Linked DNA regions of Mus musculus: region 2 is linked to region 1. The links are chromatin loops, found by intact Hi-C in ENCODE. Cell type or tissue: heart. All regions are shown on one strand. Each heading gives the region's core, and the rest is flanking DNA. Links, peaks and the distances in the headings are about the cores only.

Region 1 (2,912 bases), core at 123-2,622:
TCTAGGTCCCTACGCAGCCAGGGGTTTCCTTCAATTCCTGATACCCCTGCCTCCAACTCCCAAGTGCTGGGACTACAGGTATGCACCACCATGCCTGGTTTATGAAGTGCTAGAGATAGAATCCAAGGCATACAACCACTCCAGCAACTGAGTTACACCCCCAGGCCATTGAGTTTTGGGGAGTTTGTCCAATATGGATAGTTTTGAGCGCTTGTTTGAAAGTTCTGGCAGGGGACAATGTAGCTACTCGTGAACCCTTGACTTCTCACACCCTAACATCTTAAATATTAGCGGTTCTCAACCACTAATGCTGGGACCCTTTAATACAGTTCCTCATGTTGTGGTGACCCCCAGCCATAAATGTATTGTTTGCTACAAATTATTTGGTGCTATTTTGCAACTGTAGTTTTGATACTGTCGTTGTGTTTTATAAAAAAGAAAGAGACACCAGGGATATGTTTGGTGGAGGCACAGTATGGTGTGGGGGTGTGCTTCTGCGAGGCCCATGCTGAGGCATCCCTTCCCCCTGAGGGACCAGTCACAGGACTATAGTAGTGAAAAGAGTTTATTTAGGGCATGGGGAGGGGAGTTGAGGGGGTAGTAGAGACAGAGAAAGGCAGAGAAAGAGAGGCACACACACACACACACACACACACACACACAGAGCAGAGGAGTAGAGGCCAGCCATGAGCATGTGTGGGGGTGGAGGGGTGGAGAGAGAAGAAACAGAGGGGTAAGAGGGGAAGAGAGCAAGAGAGCCAGAGAAGGGCTGTGAAAGTCTTTTGTATCTGTGTATGAATAGGGTTGAAACCACTGAGGCTGACATTTCTTAGCAAAAAGAAGATAATGAAACAGGTTGCCATTTCAACCATCTTTTGAGGTTATATACTTATTAAGAATCACTGCACTGCCAGAGCTGCCTGCCTGCATGGCTACAGTCCCCACACTTGGGAGGCCGGGCAGGATGATCAAGACGGCAGCCTTAGCATAATAAGCGAGCTTGAGGCTGTTCTGGGCAACATGAGAACCTATTTAAGAAAAAAACAAAAAAAGTCATATTGCCACTGTAAAGGGTTGTTTTTGTATCTGTCTGTTTTGTGGGTGTTTTGATACATAGTAACCTCTGAATTATAAACACCAACCAGGTCCGTAAGCATCCCATTCATTTCTGCATCCACATCCCTTCATTTCCTGCTATGTGCACCTGGTGGTCATTGTGTAGAGTTAAAATGACTGACATTTGTTGACTGTGTTCAGTACTGATGCATTTCCATGCCTGTAGGCATCGATAAAGTACAAATTATTTTTATATTCGTTCTTAGGAAGGAATCCAAAGCACAGGAAGGTTCCGATCAGTGTTTAGCTGAGCCTAAAGTGTCCATCAGTTCAAGCAACAATCGACTTAGGAAGGCAAATAAGACATATTCAAATATAAACAAGCAGTTGAGTTGCCTGGTTTTCAACAAAAGGCAGTTGGGATTTGATTGGCATTTATTTCCTCCCTTTGTTTGGTTTGACATCGAAGCTGCTCTAGTGCCACCTGCTGGCCAGGATGGGGAACTATCTGACTTTCCCTGTAATTGTATTTATTCCAGCAAGATTCTTCTATATATACTGGTCATGTAACTGCAGTTTTTAAATGTCTGGCCTATGGCCCCCCCAAATAAACACTTGACGTGTATTATTTATATCTGGATAGATAGATGGCCATAATATTGATCTAAGGTAGAGCACTCCAATTTATAGTCCAATTTTTGTATATTTCCAGACACCTCAAGATAAGCATCACAATATAGAAGTACATGTGTCATGAATACATGTTTCACAAATCCTGGTATCACTATCATTTTGCATAGGATAAAAGGGAATTATTAGTGATTTTCAGAAAGCTGTGACTTCAGCATACCTTAAGCTTTGATTGTGCAATTCTTACAAAGTGGTTTGTAAGTGTGATTTTATTTTAAGATATCTTATATTATGTCTTAAAATAGGGTGTAACATCTTCACAGGGCTTTGGGGGGACTATAGTCAATGAACTGCAAAAAAAAGTGGTTCGATTATTTAAATTACAACCCTGAGGTGAACTGAATTCCTTTTCGTGTGTGCACAAATCTGCATGGCAAAGCACTGACATTTTAGGCCCGGGCATGCGTGCTTGAATGCAGCTCCCCTTCAGAGTGAGTAGAAAATGGCCGGCCCTTTCATGTACCAAAGGAAGGGTTTGCACTCTGCCCCCAACACGATTTCTACCACAGAATAAAGCCAGTACCAGAAATACAGAGGCAGGAGGGGGAGAGAATTTATTGGAAATGGAAGTTACCAACACAGAGAACAGCAAGCAACATTTAATCTAACACTGCTGGGTCTCGCTAAGGGATACATTAAAAAAAAAAATAGGCAAGTTGCTTATAGAAAGAGAACCCCTGAAGGAGAGGGGTAATGCAGAACTACACAAATTACATAGAACAACCTTCTCCCTCTTTCCCTTCTCCCCTCCTTCCTTTTTCTCTCCCCCTCCTTTCTCTTTCTCTCCTTCCTCTTCCCCTTCCCCCCTTTTTTCTCCTCTTTCTCCTCCTATTCTTCTCACTCCTCCCCTCCTCCCTCTCCTCCTCCTTTGCCTCCCACCTGCTCTCCTTCCTCCTCCTCCTTCTCCTCCCCCTTTTCCTCTCCTTCTCTTTTGCTCTCCCAAACTTTATTAATGGAAAAAACAGTGTTGGCCAAGCTATGAAGCACAATCAGTTTTCTGGAATCCCACTTGCAAACACCTGACACTTGGTTTCCAAATGCTCACACAGGAAGCGCACAAGGTTCCGGGTTGGGCTAAACAGGTAAGAAGTTGCAATCCTGATGCTCGCGTGTTCCGGCTTTGCCCAGTCTGTAATCTGTCCTTGAATAGTAATCTTTGCCCAGTA
Region 2 (2,912 bases), core at 297-2,796, 370 kb after region 1:
GCAGTAGAGTTGAAAATCCTCCTGTCTTTATCTCCAGAGTTCTGGCTTAACTGGTGTGTGACACCACACTCCACTTTCCCCCAGAGACCTTTGTGTGCATTCCAGATACTGATAGTTATCTTGTTGGAAATTAACAGTGATTTTTTTTTTTTTTCTGCTACAGGGCCTTAAATATTCCGCGCTGACCTGGAACTCTCTATGACCCTAAATTCCTTATCCCTGTGCCTCTATCTCTGCAGGGGTGCAACTCCAGAAATGAAGCCATGTGTGGGCTATGTGATGCTGTGGTTTGAACCTGGGGCCTTCATGCATCTTAGGCAGGCACTCTTACCAAATGAGCTACATCCAAAGGACTCAAAGAGTAGTTATTCTTTCACTAAAATACTAGCACATAGCCTTTTGTATGCACATACTACTTTTTGCCAAGTTCTTCCATGCCTGATTTCACAACAGATAACCAGATTCTCCTGTCTGTCTGTTTGTATTTCCAATGTTGCCCTATCTCACGACTTGTAGTGTCTGGAAGACTCCAGTGAAGGCTTGTGGGAGGATGGGAATGTAAAATGTAGACAGTGCCTTAGTATTATAGACAGATTAACCTCCCACCATAAAGACCACACTTGGAGCACAGCTGTTTGATTTGACGATCTCAAATTGTGGCACATAGCCACTCTCTGAAAGATTTAAAATCTGATACCTGCAGGGCCTCACTGTGGCCCTACCTAAAAAACAAAACCCCAAAGCACCAAACATAGTTAACAGAACAGGTGATTTGTAGTCAACTGAAAAATAGCTGCAAGATTTCATGAGCTTAAGGGTTGATTTACTTTTTCAGGAAGATGAAAAATTGGTATGCTGATTATTTTCATTATAAAGCAGTAATACGCAAAAATACGCTCTTTACTTCCATCAAATGAACTAAAGCAGAGATGAAGGGTTGTGTATCAGGTAAACGTGATGTGGAACACCCTAAAAGGCGTAGAGGCGCCCCGAGTTAGAAGCAAAACCAGCCGAAGACGCTGCCGCGGTGGTCACAAGAAAAGAGTTGTTAGTTCTCAGCTAGAGTGGGAAAATGGTTTCAGAGGAGAAGGGGGTGGGGAGAGGGGAGAGGCGTGCTGGGATTAGGTCTGGATGCGGATGGGAATCCTAGCCAGGATACTGCAAGCCTGCCACTAGGCTGTGTCCCTAACCCAGGCGGGCAAGGAGAACCAGGAGCGGGACCTATGGGTCGTCGCTGTGGGATTGGGATTTCCATCGCAGCGTAGAAGGGAGAAGAGATGGCGAGCACAAGACCGCCACAGGCGGGAAGCCTAAGGTGCCGGGGAAGAAGGACGGCTCTGTAACCAGGCAACAAGGCCCAGGCCCGCCTCCCGCTCCCGTTGCTACGCAACGCCGAGGCCAGGGGGAGGGCGTCGGAGCAGCCCTACGTGCTGACGCTAATTGTATATGAGCGCGAGCGGCGGGCTCTCGGGTCTTTTTTAGCGCCATCTGCTCGCGGCGCCGCCTCCTGCTCCTCCCGCCGCCGCCGCTGCCGCCGCCCTGAGTCACTGCCTGCGCAGCTCCCGCCGCCCGGCTCCGCGTCCGAGCCTCCTGGAACGGTAACGGCTGGGGGCCGGGAGGGCCGGGTGGCGGGGGCCTGCGAGGTGTCGGGCTGAGGCCGCGGGGTGAGCGCTCCGGAGCGGCCATGCGGCCTGAGGGACCCCGGGGAGCGCCGGCGGCTGCGGGGCGCGCGGGACGGCGAGGCCGCGGGAGAGCGGAGGAGGAGGAGGAGGCCACGCCGCGGGGCGCCCTGGGTCGCCCGGCCGCCTCTGCCTCGGTGGAGCCCACCGCGAGGGCAACCCCGGCGAGGCGGGCCGCGGGGATGGGGGACATGGAAGGAACGGTGGCCGCGCGAGTTCCGCCCGCAGGGAGGGGCTGTGCAGGCCGCGCGGCCTCGGCGCGCAGGAGCCGGGGCACGTGGGGACCGCGCCGCGGGCGGCCGGAGACCCCTGCCGGGGCCCACCCGACACCTCCGTCGGAGTTGGAGGAGGAGGAGGGGTCGCCACGAGTACCAGTCCCGCCACGGTCTCACCGGCTCCCTGGGTCTTCCTGGAGGGAACTGTGCTAGCGGATGGGAGGATGGAGGGGCGAGCAGCCTCCACCGCCAGGGTTATAAGGGGTTAACACGTGCAAAGCGTTCAGCCTAGCTATTTTTTTTTTTTTTTTTTTTTAACAAAAGATCTTGTTTTGTGTCTCACAGGTACAGTTAGAACTTCGATGGGTAACGTGGCCGGGGTATATTTGTGTGGAGAGACTTAATCCTAGTCTCCTTAAACCTCCAGATGGTTCTGAGACGAAAACTAAGAAGGGCTGGCTTGTTGGGGGTGGGGAGTGGGGTTCGAGTTTAATAGACCAACAGCGTGGTTCTTCCCTTCAGGCAGCACCCCCTCCCTCCCCCCAGAATTCTCACTAGGGATGAAGTGGAAGGACCATGGGGTGGAACAAGGCATTAATAATATACTGACCAAGCTCAGTGCGCCACATTTCTGTAAAGATCTCAGGAGTGGCATCGGAGGGAGGGCGGAGACAGGTCCTGTCCAGAGGGCAGGGCTTCCCAGACTAAAAGGATGCACCAGGCATACAGGCTATCTTCCAGGGCTAACTACTTCAGACTGTCTCCTGTCTCTAAATTCCAAAATGAGAAACGTTTTAAAGACTTTCCCAACACCTCTAATTTCAGGAGAGCCAACATAAAGTTTACCACTTTTGAAAATAGACGCCATCAAAACACCTTCCCAAACTTAATATCCAAAGAATACTTTGGATTAGAGGAGTGCCTAAAATTTACATTTTTTTGTTTTTTGATTTTTTTGGGGGGGGCGGGATGGGGTGGGGGTGGTGGTTTCCAGACAGGGTTTTTCTGTGTAGCCCTG

The links. Hi-C counts contacts between places; a loop is a spot of excess contacts. Peaks named below come from ENCODE experiments on the same cell type or tissue, not always from the same donor. Only the 100,000 strongest peaks of a DNase experiment are listed, where the experiment ranks them.
Region 2: a loop joins it to region 1, with 2.7 times the contacts of the local background. A loop is called at or near these places in 4 of 42 quality-filtered maps.

What each region holds. Positions count from the first base shown.
Region 1 is chr10:111,098,717-111,101,628 of GRCm38, forward strand. No RefSeq gene overlaps it. Among named protein-coding and RNA genes, the nearest start is that of Gm29916, 17 kb to the left of the region's middle. In heart, for the core only: CTCF peaks have their summits at 1,548 (motif pointing left) and 1,764; a DNase peak (open chromatin) is centred at 1,545; H3K27ac peaks cover 986 bases.
Region 2 is chr10:111,471,754-111,474,665 of GRCm38, forward strand. Nap1l1 (nucleosome assembly protein 1-like 1) reads left to right here and starts at 1,474. Exons shown (of 16, transcript NM_015781.5): 1 at 1,474-1,598. In heart, for the core only: a CTCF peak has its summit at 1,483; a DNase peak (open chromatin) is centred at 1,388; H3K4me3 peaks cover 2,002 bases; H3K27ac peaks cover 1,744 bases.